Linked DNA regions of Homo sapiens: region 2 is linked to region 1. Evidence: chromatin contacts called from ENCODE Hi-C or POLR2A ChIA-PET data. All regions are on one chromosome and are shown on one strand. Each heading gives the region's core, a stretch centred on a gene start or an enhancer-like site at or near the end of the contact. The rest is flanking DNA. Distances are from core to core; before and after follow the strand shown. Region 1 overlaps PHACTR1 (phosphatase and actin regulator 1). Region 2 overlaps GFOD1 (Gfo/Idh/MocA-like oxidoreductase domain containing 1).

The links. A loop is a pair of places that touch in the nucleus more often than their neighbours do. ChIA-PET counts read pairs that join two places held with the same protein, here RNA polymerase II (POLR2A). Pooled maps may share reads with other maps.
Region 2: a map of OCI-LY7 shows a loop between it and region 1 (2.4-fold over the local background). The contact joins two enhancer-like sites. A Hi-C loop is called at or near these places in 1 of 168 maps with a recorded cell type or tissue (OCI-LY7) and 5 of 50 pooled maps. POLR2A ChIA-PET finds 5 or more read pairs at or near these places in 1 of 52 experiments (B cell).

The regions. Positions count from the first base shown.
Region 1 is chr6:13,271,931-13,277,641 of GRCh38, reverse strand. It overlaps PHACTR1 (phosphatase and actin regulator 1), which reads right to left. Exons shown (of 15, transcript NM_030948.6): 11 at 4,727-4,782. The region is part of intron 8 of TBC1D7-LOC100130357 (TBC1D7-LOC100130357 readthrough); the gene reads left to right. It also overlaps a transcript of LOC100130357 not described here. Among named protein-coding and RNA genes, the nearest start is that of TBC1D7, 54 kb to the left of the region's middle. RefSeq lists enhancers at 3,152-4,351, 5,063-5,162. Within about 2 kb of position 3,488, at least 10 of the 41 ENCODE cell types and tissues checked have a DNase peak (open chromatin) inside an H3K27ac peak, as active enhancers do; they include B cell and OCI-LY7, where a contact is called at or near this core.
Region 2 is chr6:13,452,383-13,458,093 of GRCh38, reverse strand. All of the region lies in intron 1 of GFOD1 (Gfo/Idh/MocA-like oxidoreductase domain containing 1), which reads left to right. Among named protein-coding and RNA genes, the nearest start is that of GFOD1-AS1, 31 kb to the left of the region's middle. Within about 2 kb of position 3,398, at least 23 of the 41 ENCODE cell types and tissues checked have a DNase peak (open chromatin) inside an H3K27ac peak, as active enhancers do; they include B cell and OCI-LY7, where a contact is called at or near this core.

The DNA of each region.
Region 1 (5,711 bases), core at 2,239-4,738:
CGGGGACACACAGGCATTTGGGGAGATGTGAGGCTCCTTTCTTTGGATAAGACTGGGGCTCACTCATTCTTTGTTGAGCCTCCCAGACACTGAAGGAGGCTCATTGTGGTATAGTCCTTGTGTCTGGTGCCCTGTGGGTGTAGAGAGAGCAGAAGACTGCCCTCAACCTGCTGCAGGAACAAGACAAGGCAGGAGGAATTTCAAAACGCTCACCTTTCACAAGCCCTGATTCCATCGATTGTTTGAATCTTCCATGAAGTCCACAGAGCATGGGTGAGGCCAGAGTGTGGGATACAATTGCCTGCATGTAGACTCTTTAGGAGTGGCTCAGAAGAGTAGACTGCAGAGCCTGAAAGCTCTTGCCTTAATATATGGGTGATTTACTCATCAGATTTTTAAATAGCTGTACATGGGAGAGTCTGGGGTAGGGGGCAGATACTTGAAGGGCAGAGAATCTGGGCTTATTTCTCCTTTTAAGCTAACTGGATGACCTGGGGTAGACCATTTCCCTTCTGAACCTTGGAAGAATTCCTTGATATCTGTGGAAGCACAGATATCAGCGTAGCATTGTTGGACTTGGAAAAACTATGGAAGTCAGCTTGTATCAAAGAAGGCCTGTGATTCTCAGCCGTTAAATTTCAAATGGCGTTAGTAAAAGGAAACACGTTGATTTTGGCATAGGGTGCATCACGACTGCCTGGGACACTAGTTGGCTCATTTTGAAAATCACAGTTGTTGAATTATATTTTGGTAACTTCATTAGTTTGTTGTATTGGTGCACACATGCAATTCAGGTATGGTTGCTGATTGTCTCAGTATGGGACAGGTCTTTATTTTATTTTTTAAATTTTTTTAATTTTTTATTTTTTTGAGATGGAGTCTTGCTCTGTTGCCCAGGCTGGAGTGCAGTGGCATGATCTCGGCTCACTGCAAACTCCACCTCCCAAGTTCAAGCGATTCTCCTGCCTCAGCCTCCCGAGTAGCTGGGATTACAGGTGCCCACCACCACACCCAGCTAATTTTTGTATTTTTAGTAGAGATGGGGTTTCACCATATTGGCCAGACTGGTCTCGAACTCCTGACCTCAGGTGATCCACCCGCCTCAGCCTCCCAGAGTGCTGGGATTATAGGCGTGAGCCACCGCGCCCGGCCTTGGGACAGGTCTTTAAAGGAAGGAAACCCCCTGTGCCTAGAAAGGGGTGGGGACCATCTGATAACTGTGTCACCTTTACACTCAAGGTGACTATACCTCCCACTAGCACAAGTGGTGTAAGGTCAGAGCAGAAATCAGGCCCTTGAGGGCCACCCCCACGGGCCTGATTTGGCCCCCCAACCGCCTGTGGGCATAAGGCTTTGTAGAAAGGCAGCACAAGAAACAGCCACATCTTGCTGTGGGCTGAGGTCACCAGAGGTCCCTGCTCCAGCCTACCCTACAGTGCCTGAAACCGTCACCATGAGTGTGCTTTCCTTTGGATTTAGAGATCCTATCTCCCTCCCGGAGAGGTTTTTTTTTTTTTTAATGCAAATTTCTCTTGAATAAAAGCCCATTAAACTAGTCAGCCATTAATAGCTCAGTATGAATTAATCTAGTAGAGATAAACTGGGGGGCAGACAGCAACACCCGGAAGTAGGGAGCCCCCAGACAGTGACATTTGTACAAATGCAAATTTCAGTGGGATAAAACCTATTAAACTAGTCAGCCATTAATATCTTAGTATGAATTAATCTAGCAGAGTTAAATGGGGAGGCAGACAGCAAGAACCAGAAGGAGGGAACTCCCATTTTGCGATGTCTCAGGTGGGAAAACGGATGGAAGAAAAGGTGGTCTGGATGTTGGGTCACCAGGGACAGCTAGAGGGCACACGGTGAAAATTTACAGAAGCACAGAATACTAGGGCCATGAGGGGACCTAGTGACCACCTCGTCTACCACTCCTGGTTTATAACTGAGGATCTGAAGCCTCAGGGGTGTTAAGTGGCCAGTCACACCCTACCTGGCTCAGTGGTTACACAGATAGGTTTTTTCCTGTGGTCATGTTTTGTGTGGGGCCGGCTCTCCTCCTCATTACTAGCCTCAGACTTCTGATCCTACAGGTCCCTTCAGAGCCGTGAAGGCGGGCATCCTGTGACACAGCTGACACAGCATGGAGCCTTCATCTCCTATGTGCGTTTCTTAGGTCACTCTGAGGGGTGGGGCCACAAGCTACCACCTACAGAATTGATACCTTTAGTTCAAAGCCATTGACCAACCCAGGTTCATGAATTTTCAGGCAGAAGGTACCAAGACAACCCCATTAGGCAACTAGGAAGACAGGCCAGGAAAGGCCTACGATGTCGTCATTACAGCTGCCACCGTCAGAGGGTTCATTATGTGCTCAGAGGTGCACAGGGCCTCACTGGCTGCTGGACAGAACAGGGGCTGCTCCCAGGACCAGGCAGGGTGGGGCTGGAAACCAACCCAAGGCTCTCAAAGCTCCAGGGCTGAGCCATGGCATCTCTGTGCCCTGTTCCCCACCACCCAACACCGAGCAGTTCCTCAAATGGCTGAAAGCTCAGAAAATCAGTTTTAAAACAAACTATTGGAGGATGTTTTCTTATACCACTAGACATTTTTTTTGTTTAACAATCGCAATAGATTAAATTTAAAAAAATATTTAGGAGAACATAGTTCCAGAATACAGGGAAAAATAAGAACCTATGGGAAAACAAGTTGATTTCTGAAAAGTTTCAAAACTATGAAATGACCAACCTGTTAGAATTGGTCAAGTAGTTCTTTAATTTGCAACTATGTGGCCAGGACAAGAGGGATTAGGGAAGAGAATAAAAGAGAACCATGGGAACAATCTTTCACAACTCCTTTTTGGTCCCCTGAATCTAAGTTCCCTGGTTGATGGCGGTAAAAACCCAAGCTCAAAGGACCTGTAGTCTCCCAGGGATCTGGACAAGCCACAGCGGGGATCTGATATCTTTGAGAGAGCCCAGAGCTGAGCTAGGGGATTTTAGATCTCTCCAGAAACCGTACTCCTGGTGTGATAAGCACTATTTTCTGAAACCTAAATAATCCCCCGGAGGCTTTTAGCTTCTTTGAGTTTAGGTCTCAGGTCAGAGGCCACAAGTACAGCAGCGGGCTGTGAGTAAGTTGTACAGGTTCACCTGGCTGTTTATCTTTCTCTCCAACAATGGGAAGTTTATAATGGCTCAGGTACCAGATTGGGGCCGAAAGGAAGACATCCTACAAGCCAAATGCTTCCCTGACCTTGGAAATGCTTTGAAAAAGCTCTGAATTCATTATATAGAATATTAAGCTTGGAAACTTTAAAGGGTACCCCTTGGGCAGAAAAAAGTAAACACACATTCCTAGAGACCTAGGCAAAGCGTAGGGTTCCCCCACGACTGAGGAAGGCTAATCCTGAAAATAACTTCTACTGAGAGTTGAGGAAGTGGCGGCTGGCGTGGGGACGGGAGGCAAGACATTGATAAAGGCAGAGTTGACATAAACGGACATGCGGGGGCGTCGGGCGGGGGTGGGTGCTGTAGGCAACAGGTCTCCCCACCAAAGCGGAACCCAGCACCCACCTTCAGCAGACTACGAAATGCCGACCAAGTCACAAGGCCACAGTGAGCACGGTAGAAAGGTAAAGTCAAGAATATCTTAGTGTGGTTTCAGTGGAAATTCCCGGCAAACTCACACTGCGGTTGCATGTGATTTACTGGGCACGGGGCGGGGCGGGGCGGGGGGGCCGGGGGAGGCAAGGAGTCAGTCTGTACAACATAGCATTTCTAGAAAACTCTGCATAGTATATATCTTTCTCTTCTGGAGAGAAATTAGAAGTGTGTTGTGGGGTAGGGGGAACAGGGTCATGAATTAAGCCAGAAATATTTGTTCACTATCTTGAGGCCAGTGTTGGCGAGAATGGTAGCAATGAATGAATAGAATGGTTTGATATTTAAGTTATTTAATATCTACCACTAAACTGACGCATACTGCTGTCCATCAAATGCTTGATCTCTTTTAGTATTTTGTATCCTGTTTTCTCTTTTTTTTTTTAAAGCACCAAGTGGATCCTCTGTACATATTCAAATGTCTCTGTGTCCTAAACCAAACAAGGGGCTCATTTATTTTTTTCTGTCTGCAGCAATGGTGAAAGGCAGTTTTCCTCGAATGAGAGCATCAGACAGGCATGCCCGGGACCAGCTGTGGGAATCCTGAGAGACAGACATGAAGCACTTCACTTGGAAATGCTTTCTTAGTCTTTCAATTTAACATTCAAAGGGATGAGGGATTTTTATCAACAGCAGCCAGCTGCAATGCAAAGTCATGCTTTCTAGTCTCAGTTCAAATGGACATTTCCCTTATTTTAGCCGTGCATATCACAGTCTCCATTTTCAAGCCAATTCTGGTTTAAAGGTGACCCTGCTCTTAAAAATCATTAAATAATAAGTGGTCTCACTCTAATTTTTCAGCTTCTCTCTGACTTTACAACTCACTAAAAGGAAGGTTCTGCCTGCCGCCCGTGAGCTTCTAAAGAATAAAGTGGAATAAAATTTGCCTTCTCTTTGGGGAGGTCGTCTTTGGTGTTCTAACATGCACACATGAAGCTTCAACCGTTAGAAAGGTTTTCAATGCTTTCCGCAGAGGCGCAAGGTAGAAACCTTGTGGCCTACCATTAAATAATAACAAAAGCCGCCACAAAACATCAGGGATTGCCATGGGCTTAGTCACTTACGTTTCAAAATGTTCCTCTGTTCCAGTTCCTCTGCAGTTGGCCTCTGGCTCAGCCGCCTACGGAAAAAATCCAGGAAAAGTTTTTGGACCATATCATAGCCTCCTTGGGTCATTAATTTCCTCGGCCCTTGCAGATACATGAGACAGTCAGTGGCTGGAGTTCTTGTTCCATCCTGTGCTCTGAAAGACTGACTCTCGCCACCACCGCCTCCTCAGTTCCTCAATTTCAAGCCCAGGAGAGGCACGTGCGTCATGTCACAGCCGCTGACCCCCGCCCTCCTCCCTGCAGCGGCCCCTCCCCAGCCCCATCTCCTCCAGTGGCCCCAGGCAAGTGGACTGCAACTCAGACGGGACTCTTTTCTTCACAGAAGTCCTTTTCTTTCCTTGTGGCCTCCTAACTTGGGGACTGTGGCCTCTTGCCTCTCTCTCCCTCCCTTGAGGCTAAAGCCTGTCTCCTGCCTCTTCTGTGCAGACCCAGTTAGAACATAAAGAGGTCTGTGGCCCCGGGGACATGTGAGAGAATGTGTCTGTCTGCAGAGAACAATGGCTGCTCTTCTTCTGGTCCTGCTCCTCTTATTTCGGAGGCTTAGAAGACATGAGTGGCAAAGGCACAGAAATGATACTTCTGTGGCCAGGCGTGAAATTTAGCCACCGTACATGAAACATCATAGCCAGGGCATGAGCCTGCAATGACGCAATGGGTGGAGGCGGGACAGGCAGTGGATGGCACGTAGTGACAGAAGTAGCCAGGGAACGGGCATGGCATCTGAGGGGAGAATGCCTGCATTAGGTCCCAGGAATGACTGACACGGACTCAGGAGCCTGAGCAGGAACAGAGACATCTGTACCTTTGAAGCTTTTGGTAATTATTTAACAACCTGCAATTATCCGGCATTCCACTTCACCCATTGGGATGAGGTGTGTGAGAAACTGAATCATTGTAGAAGAAATTTTAGGCTTCTCAGACTCCTCTATTGGGATCTAAG
Region 2 (5,711 bases), core at 2,149-4,648, 180 kb before region 1:
TCAAAGAGGGTTTAAAATTATGGATGAGGAAAACAGGGCAAAGGGACTAGGAAACAGTACTTTTGCATTTTAATTGTCATTAGTTCAAACATGAGCTTTTGGATGAGGTGAGACTTCTGGGTTGATGAGAAGGAATGAAATAATCCTTTTGAGCCACTGCCTCCAGGCAGAGGTCCAGGCATCGCCCTGGGACCTGTGCTGTTGGCTGGATAGAAAATGCTTCTTGATTTCAGCTGCAGGCTGCCGCTGGAACGGGTCAAGCGAATGATGAAGAGCACACTGAGCCAAGCCAGTGGAAGCCCCCAAGTTCATTTTTCTTGTAAGAACAGGCCGGCAGCCACTTTCAAAGAACATGTGTCATAGAGTCTAGTTTAGAACTGCGTTAAGGATGACTTGCTTACTCTGAATCACATCCAACTGCAGAGCTTTGTTATAGATGGTTGTTGGCACTTAGAGGGAAATACCCGGTCTCTATCAATAATCAGTCATGCTCTGGCACAAGAGAAGCAGCACTGAGTGGGGCATTATCCGACCACGTTCTAGTCGCAGCTCCATCATCCCTGGGTGTGTGACATGTCGGGATCAGTGTCTCTCAAAGTGTATCTGAGGACCACTTCAGGAGGACCCTGGGTTGGGGGTAAGAGGGAGACTCTGGGTCCTGCCCCGGAATATTGGGTGCTCCTGGTGCTGTGTGAGCCAAGTTTCTTGATTGGCTCTCTGCTTATGGCAGGCTGATTTCTCATCATCCCCAAATGTTTATTGAGTGCCTGTTATCTAGAGGGCACAGTTTGGGATATTGTAGAACTTTCTAGACACCATCCCTCCATTTTAGACTCTGGAAAATTTCAGAAAGTCCAGGTCACCTCTCAAATTCCTGGCAGGTGCCCATTTGCTTCTGGCAAGGTCTGACTCAGGATCCACAGGTGGGATTGTTTTCTGGGAAGGTTAAGCTCCTTTTGCAGTCTGTTTTCACTTTCCGTGTTGGGCAGATGTGGACCTGCTCTGCTAGCTGTGGGCTGTGGGCAGCATTGCCCATTTGCTTCCTGTTTATGAGAGAAAAGCCCCATCTTTGATTTTCCCAGGTGGGCCACTGAAATCACCTGAATGCTCTGAAACTGTCCCTGACTTCTTTGCTCAGGTGCCCCCGAGTTGTGAAGTGGCTTAGCTCAAAGCCTCCTGCAGGGCACCACAGTCTGTAGGAGGTCTCTTGTTCTTATATGAAAAGCTCACGTGAACTTTCTGTTCTACTCAGTAATGTCCCTGTGATTGTCTGAATAGGAAGGTTTTCATTCCCAGGAGGCTCAGACCTCCTGGCTCCCAAGACAGATCTGTGCGGGGCCAAGACGAGCAGCGTGCAGGCCGCCCACTCTATATGGTGCAGCCCTAGGAGGCTGTATGTCAGGACCTATCATCTGTTCAGGTTTAATCACCTGCAGTAAGAGAGCAGTCTAATCTGTCTATATATTTATTTAGATTCTTGCTTTAGTCTAGAAAGGATTAGAGGTGACCGTGATGAGTAGTTCAAAAATTAACCTGAATTTAATGGGCAAAAGAAAGTGGAATAAGCTTGCACCTGTAGTCATGACAATATTCATGAGAAATTTTTAAAAGCTAAAGGAGGCCAAGTGTGGTGGCTCACACCTGTAATCCCAGCACTTTGGGAAGTCGAGGCGGGTGGATCACTTGAACTCAGGAGTTTGAGACCAGCCTGGGCAACATGGCAAAACCCCGTCTCTGCAAAAAATACAAAAGTCAGCCGGGCGTGGTGGTGGATGCCTGTAGTCCCAGCTACTCAGGAGGCTGAGATGGGAAGATCACTTGAGCCCAGGAGGTGGACACTGCAGTAAGCCAAGATCATGCCATTGCACTCCAGCCTGGCATGAGAGAGGGTGACAGAGCCAGACCCTGTCTCAAAAAATAAAAGATAAAAACTTTAAAAAGCTAAAGGAGTCTCTTAGAAGCCTCATTTCCCTTCAACCCTCTGAGATCTTGCTTCAAGGTAGGGCTGTTGCACTTTAAAACCCACCTCTGAGACCCATGTCCTTCTTGGGATGATGGAACTTAGCCAAATGAGGAGAGAGCCCCCAGCCTGTCAGGCCTGCTGTAGCAAAATCATGCCCCGCAATCTTGTCTGAATAAACAGCAGTCAAGACAGAGGTATGCCTCTAGTAAACTCCCATCCTGTCTATTGGACAATGCTGTACCAAGAGGGCTGACGAGGCCAGTGTTAAACTGTGACCGACTGGGAGTTGAGGATGCTCCGGGTAATGAGTCCCCCTCCCTGTTAGCAGAGTTCCAGTAGGTGGGTGTTCCAGTGCCTAAGTGCAGGCAAGTCATGGGGCAAGGTGACCTTCTGTGCCTGTCATGATCTAATAGAGCTCTTTGTGTGGGTGTCTGTGCTTAATTTGGCTGAAACATTTATTTCTCTTCTGAATGGGCTTCCTTGTTTCACACAGAAAGTTGGCCCATGTGGGGTGCTGCTGACAGGCAGTAGCAGGGCGTCTGGTGGGCTACCGTTTTGGCTTAATGTTTACTCCTTTGCCTGCAGTTTTAGGCATCCCTCTGTCAAACTGTCAACCCTTGGTGAATATCATAGGATTTTCTCTTTAGAATAACCTGTGTTCGCATCCCAGGTGTTTTTATAATTCAATTCAAACCAATGACAAGGTGGCTTTCCCATTCGTGGTAGCCACCCGGCTGGGGACCATTCCCCACAGTTTCTGTGAGTCCAGAGTTGGCTTCACTCTCAGGAAACAAAATCCCTGATGGGCATCTGGAATTACCAAGGTGATTTAGTGATAGGGACTTCTAAAAGAGCTAACCCCAAGCACAAAACTCAGTTCGGGTTGGGTCAGAAACCTGACCCACCCCGCACCTCTCTGGGTGTATTGCTCACTGCCAGGCTTTGGGGCTGTTTCAGGAGGCTATGTTCTTACAGGGACAAGAGCCAGTGTGTGTGCGTGTGTGGGTGTGTGTGTTTGTGTGTAGAGCCCTGGTGTGTCAGGCACACGTGCAGAGAGATTTAGATCAGCAGACCTCAGATGACGAAACCCTAAACTCTAGCGGAAGCAACTGCATCAGATGGTGGAAAATCTCATCCAAATGCCTTTACAGTGTCTTTCAGGTTTTTGATATCAAGACAACCAGAAATTTGCTGTGAGTGACAGCCAGGAGGTGATGCTAATATCCTGGGGTCTGAAGATTCCTCCCCTCCCTCTACGAAACTCTTGCTCTGGTGTCCATTTGTGGGGCCACCTCTCTCCCCCTCTTGCAGCCCACAGAAGGACTGGGAAGCATTGACAGTGGTCCCCAGCTGCCACCTGCTGTCTGTGACTCATGCACTGTCTGTGGGAGGGTGGAGAATATCATCAGTGGGTTGCGGGGCAGAGAGTGGGAAGTGTCTGCTTTGTGGCTGATGTGTGAGTGTGGGAACATGTGTGCTCCTGGACGGGAGTGGTGGCATTGCTCATTCTGAGGAGCTGGCGGGTAGCATGGAAATGTGTCTTCACTTGGTTTTTTGGGTTTCTAGTTTCCTTTTTTCTTTTTTTAAGACATAGCTACTGAAAGGCCAGGAAGTAGGACTTGGGGGCATGCCAGTGAGTTGGAAGCCGCATTAATGTCCTGTATCTTTAGCTCTTCAGTCCAACAAAGGTGCAATTATTATGTTATGCACATGCCTTCTGCAGGATTATGTATTGGCATTGCTGATTCTAGCTAATGTCTTTTAGCAGTTTGATGGGCTTATATTAGTTTCCGGGAGTTGCCGTAACAAAGTACCATCAGCTGGGTGGCTTAAACAACAGAAATTAATTTTTTTCAGTTCTGGAGGCTGGAAGCTGGAGGTATCAAGGTGTGGGCAGGGCTGGTTCCTTCTGAGGGCTGTGAGGGAGTCTGTTCCAGCCCTGTCCTGGCTTCTGCTGGCCTGCCGGCAGTCTCTGATGCTCCTTGGCCTGAGGATGCATCACCTCGTCTCTGCTTTCATGTTCAGTGGGGTTCTGCCTGTGTGCATGCCTGTGTCTGAATTTTTCCTTTATATAGGTGGCACCAGTCATATTGGATTAGGGCCAACCCTCATGACTTCATCCTGACTAATTACATCTGCCACAACTCTGTTTCCAAATAAGGTCACATTCACAGGTACTGGAAGTGAGGACTGTGACATCTTTTGGGGAGACACAATTCAACCCATAATGAAAGCAAAAGGGGGTTTTGTGTTCCCCTTATGTGAGAGGTCATGTGATCATAGGTTATGGAGGCTGATGGCCTGGGATTGACAGCTGCCACTTACTAGCTGTGTGTCTTTAGGCAACTTGCCTGTCTTGTTTCCATATCAGTAAAATGAACAAATTTTAAAATATGGTTGACAGGTTATAATTTAATACACATAAAGTTCTTTAAAGAATACTTCGCATATTGTAGCTTTCACTAAATCTAAGTTGCTTCTGTCACTTCTGCTACTACCTCTATTTGACTTGCTTGTTTAAAGTTATGGGAATATAGTTTTATTGAGGATGCTTTAAAAAGGGTGAATTGAAAGGAATAAGGACATTGCCACCTGAATTTTTAGATTTATGTATCTTCAAATGACTCAATAATTGCTCACTCTAGGAAATCTGCAACTATGCATTGTGTTTTGAATACTGAAAAGAAATTATCTTTGAAACCGCATTTATTCATTTGATAAACATTTATTCAAGCCTCGCTGTACATGAAACACTTTGCTAGGTAGTGAGGTGCATACAAAAATGACTGTGATAATAGCTCTGGGTTTTAAAGAGCTTGCAGCCCAGTGAGAGACAGAGACATAAAGTGATGCAATAATAGAAGGTAACAGGCGTTCTTCAAAATGCTGCACCTGGATCGACCTGGAAGCAGGATGGAAATTTCAAAAGAACCCAAGGAGATAAACACAGTTCCTTATCTTCAATTCTGAATTTGAAAAACAAAACGAAATGAACCTTTGAAAATTGAATTCTTTCTTTGATAGGTTTGGTGCAAACTCAATTGCTTATAAAACCTGAGCTGAACTGATGTGAGGCAATAGTTTTATCTTCTTTCCCGGCATGTGAATGTTCACAAAGTTTGCTGAAAAACACCAGGGATGGTACGTAACATCCAGTAAATGCGTCACCAGATTCCCTTTCACATCTGGCCCAGAATCCCTGGAAAAGGGATGGTGGGACTGTCTAACTAGATATTTTACAGCCAAGGAACACTGAGCTTCAGAGGAGTCAGACGGTGTGCTCCAGTCCCAAAGCTTGGGAGCAGTGCGATCTTGTCTTTAGTCTCCTTTCATCTGGAACACTTCCACAAGCTTTATTTGTCATACAGAGTGAAGAAGCTAAGTCTGCCTGCTTGGCTCAGCCGATCCTAATGGTAAATGTTAGGCCTGCTTTGCTTACAAGTCACAGAAGCCTGCTTGAGGAGTAGACAAAAAGAGGGCAAGGTGGGCAAGGTATGATTAGGATATGGGGTGCTCTGGTTGGAAAGTTTGTATCCTTGCAAAATTTATATGTTGCTGTGAGGACACAGCGAGAAGGCGCCCCCTGTAAACAGGAAGGGAGCGAGCCCTCACCAGATGCCGAATCTGCGGGCACCTTGATCTTAGACTTCCCAACTCCAGAACTGTGAGCTACAACTGCCTGTTGTTCATAAACCACCCAGTTTATGGTGTTTTGTTATAACAGCCAGGATGGATGCCATTAGTCCAT